Linked DNA regions of Homo sapiens: region 1 is linked to region 2. A link is a loop called in an ENCODE intact Hi-C map of the cell type or tissue named here. Cell type or tissue: endothelial cell of umbilical vein. All regions are shown on one strand.

Region 1 (4,000 bases), 630 kb before region 2:
GAGCCCCCCAAATCCCACACCAGGGGTGGGAAATGAGGAAGAACGGGGTGGGCCCCTCCGCTCTGCTGCAAGCCCCGCTGGGTTTCCACAGCTGGCCGGTCTGGCAGGGAGCAGAGCTTTCCTCACGCTGGCTGCAGCCGGGATCCTCTGTCCTGTTTCTGTCTTCTCTCCAGGGCAGTGGTCACAGTCCAGCCCTACTCCCCGGCTTCCCCACCCAACTGCCCGCCCGGCCGCCCTCCCTCTTGCCTGCCTCTCTCTCTCCCTCTCTCCCTCCCTCCCCAGCTGAGCAGCTCTGACACTGGCTGAAAAAGGACCTTTCTGAATCACTGCCAAGAGGGCGGCAGGAATGGGGGGGACTCTTCCTCCCAGCCACCCGCGCTGGCCCCCCTGCCTCCCCATACACAAAGCTCCTGTCTCTGGCTTCTACCCCAGCCCTCACAGTTGCAGACAACTCCTGGGACTTTAGGGTGGCGGCTATGTGACTCAAACAGCACGTATGAAGCAGGGCTGTGGACTCCCTCATGGACCTGTGTGGGGACGTGGGGACTAACACACAGCCTGAGTGGGAGGCTTGGACCCCAGAGGCTCCGCTGGGCCCTGCGATGACTCCTCAGAGACCCTCCCCCACCCCCGAGTCCCAGCCTTGGCTGGGTGTCTCCTGGCTCAGACCCTGATGTGGCCCTGTTACCCTGGTGCCCGACGGAAATAGGCGGCCGGCAGCCTGCCAGAGTGGGGCAGTCCAGCCAAGAGCAAGGGTAGGGTGGGGTGAGGATCCTCACCCCCTCCCCTGGGGTGGCCCTGTCTGCTGCCCAAACACCCAGGGTGCCTCCTACTCAGACCAGGTGGCCAAGTTCCCAAACCCGCTCAAAACAAACAAATATGCCCTGAGACTCCTGCTGGGACGCCCCCACCCCAAAGCTGTAGGATGTCTCCTGTATAACCCCTGACACAGACCACGGCCTCAGATTAAGGGGCCTAGAGACACTCCATCAAGCCCCCGTGGGGCCCTCATGTTTCTAGAACTGACAAATGATCTCTCTGGCCCTCCTCAAAGGGTGCCAGCTGCTCTTACACCCCCCTCGCTACGGCCCCCAGACACACCTGACAGCTGCAGGAAGCCCTCTCCAGCTCCCCAGGCACCCCCCTCCCTGCTGAGCCATGCCTAGGGAGCCCCTGTTTCTTGCACACTGCTCTCTTGTCCCTGTCCAGCTGGCCACCAGCTCAGGGAGCCTCAGCTGGCTGGAGGGGTGGGCAGCTGGGGAGCAGGGCTTTGGGGACTCAGCATCCCAGGCTCCCTTCCCAGGGCCTCTCCCAGCACTTGACCTCCCTGATGATGCCAAAAGGGACAGCCATTTCCTGGTCTAACTCCAGGAGGTGGGGAGAAGGACACCCCCAACTTCAGTCCCTCTTCCTCATCCCCCTGCCATCCAGCCCACAAAGCTTGTGGAGATGGCAGGTGTGGATGGAGTGGGGGCTGAGGTCAGGTGGACAAGATCAGGCCTGCGTTACACTGGAGCTGACTTTTCCCCAAACCTTGGCTGACTGTGCCCTTGCATCAGAGAAGCCTACAGCCTTACCCTGGCACCAAGCACACCTGGAAGGAGACCCAGGGACCGGGGGCCGGGGAACAATTTAAGCAGGGTTATTCCCTCTATTTCAAAATGGGTCTGCTGGATCAGAATGGCCAGATTAAAAACTCTAGCGTCCCCAGAAATATGTGTCTCAAAGTCACCAGAACCCCATGCCTGACCTTGGATGTCCAGTAAGAACAAGACCTGTAACTGGCCCAGTAATCCAGCTGCGGGAAGAAGCAAAGTATGTGTGGGTCAGCGCCAGGCCGGCTCCTGGAACCCCCACCCCCTTTTTTTTTTTGAGAGTCTTGCTCTATCGCCCAGGCTTGAGTGCAGTGGCGCGATCCCGGGTTCAAGTGATTCTCCTGCCTCAGCCTCCCGAGTAGCTGGGATTACAGGCCCCCGCCACCGTGCCCAGCTATTTTTTTTTTTTCCGCCATGTTGGCCAGGCTGGTCCCGAATTCCTGACCTCAGCGTCCTCGTCTCAGGTGATCTGCCCGCCTCGGCCTCCCAAAGTGCTGAGATGACAGGCGTGAGCCACCGCGCCCGGCCCGGCCCGGCCCCCTTTCTCCTCGCCCAGGAAAACAGCCCGACCTTAAGCCCCAACGCTCCTACCGAGTCCCCCTTTCTCCTGTCAGCTACTGCCCTCTGCCGGTCGGGAGAGGAAGTGCGTTCTCTCCAAGGGGAAGGGAAGCTACCCCATCCATCAACACCGTGACCATATTTTCAAAAGCAAACAAGGACATCTGGCTTGATATTCATATTCAGAAGCCTAGTAAACGGGAATGCCCAGGACATACAGACTCAGTTCTCCTAAAAGACTGAACCCCAATCCTAGCAGTACTTCCTGGACTCCCTTGGGGCATGGAAGAAAGCCCAACGGGCAGCTTTTTGGGGTCCCAGGGGATCCATGCACACACAGGCAGATGCCAGCATCACTAAGTCACCACCGCCACACCCACATAAACACACCGCTCTCTGTCCCCTGGCCCAGGAGCAGACACTCTCACTCCTGAGGCCGCCGCAGGGGGCAGGGCTGAGCCCGGCTCACAGCAGACGAAGGGGTCTGGGGCCCAGGTATCTGGCTATCCCCTAGCCTTCCCCATTACCTGCGGTCCCTCCTCGCCCCCAGCCAGGCGCTGGTAAGCAGATCTCTCCCCCATGGAGCCCCAAATCCCAGCGGCTGCGGTCAGGGAGAGAAGCAGCGCCCGCAGCCCCCGCCCCGCAGCGGCACCGGCAGCGTCACTGCCCTGCGTCCTGGGGGGCCGGGCCTCGAGCATCCTCCAGAAGTGCAGGGCCGCTACTGCGTCTCAGCCCCCATAGCCTCATCCGCCATCGGCCGGCGGCCGGGTGGTCGCGCCCCTCCTCCTGCCGGCCTGCGGCCATTCCCTCCTGCAGCCCGTCCCAGCTCCGTTCCTCCTCTCCGGGGCGCGGCTCCCACCCTCTCCCAGTGAGCCAGCTGTGCCAGCCCCGGGCTGACCCCCACCGAGAGCCGGGGCTCTGCCTTCGCCGGCCGCGGAACCGGGCTCCACTCAGCCCTCAGCCCGCCTCCAGGGCCCCAGAGCCACCAACTGGGGCCTTGGGGATTCACGAGTCCCCCGTATTCACGGTAAGGGGCCATCCGAGAAGCCCACAGCAGAGGGGCCTCCGTCCGACTCCATCTGAGACCCCCTCCTCCGAGGCATCCCGGGGCTGCAGCCCACCCCGCCCCCAGCCTGCCCCGGCGGCCACTCTGCTCCCAGAACGCCGGGCGCCCACCTGCCCCGCAGCTCGGCCCTGCGCTCAGCCGGCTCCGCGCCGCCTCCCAGCGCCCGCCTCCCGCGCAGGCCACGCCCCCGCCCCGAGGCCCCCGCGGCCGGTTCCCCGCGCGCCACTCCCGCAACGCCGCACGCGCTGTGCGCTGGGCACGCACTGACCTCCTTGACTTCAGAGCGGTGACACGAGGGCCCGGACTCCTGCTCAAAAGCCGCCCAACACAGGCCCACGCGGGGGTGCCGCGCCCAGCACTGGCGCGAGGCCATCGCCGGCACAGGAAGTCCCAGGGCAGAGGCTCTTCCTCTCCCCCGGGGCCCCAAGGCACCGCTTCTCATTCTGGTGGCATCTGAAGCAGCCACTGACTCTTTAGTACCAGGTATTTAGGGCTGAGCTCAGGGCACCTTCCCTGGGTTGGGGCAGAGGAGAGACAGATGCTGTGACCTCTCCTCCCCACGCAGCGTCAAGGCTGAGCCAGACCCTGGAAGGTCACTAGGTGAGGCTCCCTCTACGGCCCACTCTCCTCACACAGCCCCTTCCACACCCCAAGCACACCAGGGTAGGTGGATGACTGCCGGCGAGGCCCCCGAACGCCTGCTTCTATGCTGTACAGAAGCTCCTCGGCATCTTACTGCAGCTAAAGGCACATACTAGTCTTGGGAGTAGCTGCAAAGCCG
Region 2 (4,000 bases):
TGCTGCTTCTTTCTGTCTTTTGAAATGTACAATATTTTGTAGGCTCTGCCCTTCGATGTGAAAGCAGGACTAAGAAAAAACAACTAAGAGGGCCAGGCTCGGTGGCTCACGCCTGTAATCCCAGCACTTTGGGAGGCCGAGGCAGGCGGATCATGAAGTCAAGAAATCAAGACCATCTGGCCAACATGGTGAAACCCTGTCTCTACTAAGAAAATACCAAAATTAGCCGGACGTGGTGGCAGGCGCCTGTAGTCCCAGCTACTCAGGAGGCTGAAGCAGGAGAATCATTTGAACCCAGAAGGCGGAGGTTGCAGTGAGCTGAGATCTCGCCATTGCATTCCAGCCTGGGCAACAGTGTGAGACTCCGTCTCCAAAAAAAAAAAATAGAGACAGAGTCTTGCTATGTTGCCCAGGCTGGTCTCCAACTCCAAGCTAAGAAATGTGAAATTATTTGACACCTAAATTTTTAGAACCATTTATCTTAACTGTGAAATTAAACAGATCTACCTTCTCCTGCCTTCAGTCAAACCACCTCACAAAAATAAGAGAACTGAAACAATCCAAACATGATCTTTTTTTTTTTTTTTTTTTTTTTTTTTTTTTTGAGATGGAGTCTTGCTCTGTGGCCCAGGCTGGAGTGCAGTGGCACGATCTCGGCTCACTGCAACCTCTGCCTCCCAGGTTCAAGCGATTCCCCTGTCTCAGGCTCCTGAGTAGCTTGGGACTACAGGCACACGCCACCACGCCTGGCTAATTTTTGTATTTTTAGTACAGATGGGGTTTCACCATGTTGGCCAGGCTCGTCTGGAACTCCTGACCTCAAGTGATCCACCCACCTTGGCCTCCCAAAGTGCTGGGATTACAGGAGTGAGTCACTGCGCCTGGCCCAAACATGATCATTTTTAAAGTCCTTGAAAGTATTAAAACTTTGAAAAGAAAAGAAAGAAGGAAAAACAAAAACATGGCAGTGCAGGAAAGCTTTACAAGAAAGAGGGGGTGAAAATCAATGGGCTTGTCTTTTTTTGTCAACAAGCAAGTGCAAGAAGGTTCATTTTGTGACTTGTTCAGTTGTGTTTTGCATATCTCCATTCTGATCGGAAGGGACTTTGAGGTTTTTCTGCAACTCCTGAGCATCTGCAGGCTCCATCCTCTTATCCTTTATCTGTCTTTGTCTCAGTCATCTCAAAGCCAAACTTCTGTAGAAGTCAATTGCTGACTCATTGCTGATCTGGACAAACAGATGTTGTCAAAAGTGCCATCTTGGCTGGGCAGTGGCTTATGCCTGTAATCCCAGCACTTTGGGAGGCTGAAGTAGGCAGATCCCTAGAGTACAGGAGTTCGAAACTAGCCTGGCCAATATGGTGAAACCCCGTCTCTACTAAAAACACAAAAATTAGCCAGGCGCGGTGGCTCCCATCTGTAACCCCAGCACTTTGGGAGGCCAAGGCGGGCGGATGTCCTGAGGTCGGGAGTTCAAGACCTGCCAGGCCAGCATGGTGAAACCCCGTCTCTACTAAAAATACAAAAATTAGCCGGGCGTGGTAGCACATGCCTCTAATCTCAGCTACTCGGGAGGCTGAGGCAGGAGAATCACTTGAACCCGGGAGGTGGACGTTGCAGTGAGCCGAGATCGCGCCACTGTACTCCAGCCTGGGTGACAGAGCGAGACTCCATCTCAAAAAAAAAAAAAAAAAAAAAAAAAAAAAAAAAAAAAAAAAGAAAGAGAGAGAGAGAGAGAAAGAAGGAGAAGAAAAAGGTGCCATCTTCTCCACAGATGTTTGACACGATTTAACATCTGAGTTGCTATTCCTGGCCTTGGGTAAGGTGCCGGACACCCTGGTGTGATGATGTGTCTGCGAATGATCCACCGTCCCGCCCTCGCCCCAGCTTTGCTAGCTCAGCCTCCAGCACGCCCTTGTAGGACGTGTCCCTGCAGCCGACTGAAAAGGTGGCCTGGATGGGTGTCTTCAAGTACGGAGAACTGCGGTGTCGCGCCTCCGGGCCCCATCCGGCTCCCAGCATCTTCTCCCGCTGCGGAGGCCGCATTTCCACTCAGGGCAGCGCCGCCGCGGTGGTTCCGCCCTGTCGGGCTCAGACCGGCCTGGGCGCCTCCGCGGGGAGCTGGGCGGTGGCGGGGGCCGCGGGAGTGGAGCCGGCCCGAGCCTCCAGGGGGCGCTGGCGGCCGCTTCCTCCATCCGCAGGCGGCTCCCGGCCACGCCCGTCGCTGAGCGTGAGGCGATGGCGGCCGAGCTCAGAACACTGGTCCCCGGAATGGAGAGCTGAGGGGACAGATCTAAGGGACATTTATAACTCCGCAGGGACTCCGGGGTGGGAGTCAGTCCGTCTCAGGTGCGTCTCCGGAAGAACTTCGGCGTCCTCAGGGAATCAGTCCCTGCCCCAGTGAGAAAAACCTTGCTGGGTCCTCCCTGATCCCCGCCACTACTTTTTTCTCCTTAGCAAAATCCAGATATTGTTTGAGTATTGGGCAGCCACGTGCTTCAGGGGAAGCTGAGCCCCTTCCCAGTGTGAGAGTTGGGGGTGAGTCTTAGAATAAATCAATCACAGCAATTTTATTATTATTGCCGTTATCATTGGTTTAGGAACGGACAGGTGGCAGAATTCTGGCCCATGAAATATAAGAAGAGGCCCACTGTGGAGCTTCTGAGGCCGGGCACGGTGGCTCACGCCTGTAATCCCAGCACTTTGGGAGGCTGAGGCTGGCGGATCACGAGGTCAGGAGTTCGAAACCAGCCTGGCCAACATGGTGAAACCCCCATCTCTACTAAAGATACAACAAATTAGCCGGGCGTGGTGGCGCGCACCTGTAATCCCAGCTACTCGGGAGGCTGAGGCAGGAGAATCGCTTGAACCCAGAAGGCAGAGGTTGTAGTGAGCCAAGATCGTGCCATTGCACTCCAGCCTGGGTGACAGGGCGAGACTCTGTCTCCATAAATTAATTAATTAATTAATTAATTAAGACATAGTCTTGCTACGTTGCCCAGGCTGGTCTCCAACTCCTGGGCTCAAGTGGTCCTCCCGCCTTGGCCTCCCAAAGTGCTGGGATTACAGGTGTGAGCCAGAAAAGTTTGTTTAAATTGTGCAAAAATATACATAACAAAATTTACCATTTTTATATTTTACTTACTTTTTATTTATTTCAATAGGTTTTTGGGGAACAGGTGGTGTTTGGTTTCATAAGTTCTTCAGTGGTGATTTCTGAGATTTGGTGCAGCCATCACTCGAGCAGTGTACACGGTACCCAACGTGTGGTCTTTTATCCCTCGCCCCCTTCCCACCCTTTCCCCTGAATACCCAAAGTGCATTGTATCTTTTTTTTTTTTTTTTTTTTTGTGAGATGTAGTCTCTCTGTGTCGCCCAGGCTGGAGTGCAATGGCACGATCTCGGCTCACTGCAACCTCTGCCTCCCGGGTTCAAGTGATTCTCCTGCCTTAGCCTCCTGAATAGCTGGGACTACAGGCACATGCCACCAAGCCCAGCTAATTTTTGTATTTCTAGTAGAGACGGGGTTTCACCATGTTGGGCAGGATGGTCTCGATCTCTTGACCTCATGATTCGCCTGCCTCGGCCTCCCAAAGTGCTGGGATTACAGGCTTGAGCCACCGCACCCGGTCCACTCCGTGGCTTTCTTTTCATCATCTTGATGGTGTGTTTTCATGAACTAATGTTCTTAATTTTCAAGTAGTCCAATTTATCATGTTTTCATTTTGATGTCTTATATATGAAATTTTTCCTACCCCAAGGTCATGAAAATATTTTTTTCCTTTTAGAAGCTTCACCACTTTACCTATTACATTTATATCTGTAATATGCCTAAAATTTAGACCTTTGGATTAATGTGAAGAAGGTCAAGATTCTTTTCTTCTCCATATGGATATACAACTGACTCAATCCCATTTATTATAAAGAGTTTCCTCACTGCTCTGCAGTGGACTTTTGTCATTAATCAAGTTTGCATACATGCAAGCATCTATTTCTATCC

What was found. Hi-C counts contacts between places; a loop is a spot of excess contacts. Peaks named below come from ENCODE experiments on the same cell type or tissue, not always from the same donor. Only the 100,000 strongest peaks of a DNase experiment are listed, where the experiment ranks them.
Region 1: it touches region 2 in a loop (3-fold over the local background); 1 of 110 quality-filtered maps calls a loop at or near these places.

What each region holds. Positions count from the first base shown.
Region 1 is chr3:195,892,566-195,896,565 of GRCh38, forward strand. All of the region lies in intron 1 of TNK2 (tyrosine kinase non receptor 2), which reads right to left. Among named protein-coding and RNA genes, the nearest start is that of MIR6829, 12 kb to the left of the region's middle. RefSeq lists silencers at 2,990-3,049, 3,260-3,539 and an enhancer at 3,680-3,899. In endothelial cell of umbilical vein, a CTCF peak has its summit at 2,256 (motif pointing left); DNase peaks (open chromatin) are centred at 366, 2,226 and 2,576; H3K4me3 peaks cover 2,018 bases; H3K27ac peaks cover 2,088 bases.
Region 2 is chr3:196,526,769-196,530,768 of GRCh38, forward strand. It overlaps the pseudogene NAA50P2. Among named protein-coding and RNA genes, the nearest start is that of SMCO1, 13 kb to the left of the region's middle. RefSeq lists an enhancer at 1,150-1,219 and a silencer at 1,990-2,289. In endothelial cell of umbilical vein, a CTCF peak has its summit at 2,171 (motif pointing right); a DNase peak (open chromatin) is centred at 2,163; H3K4me3 peaks cover 611 bases; H3K27ac peaks cover 667 bases.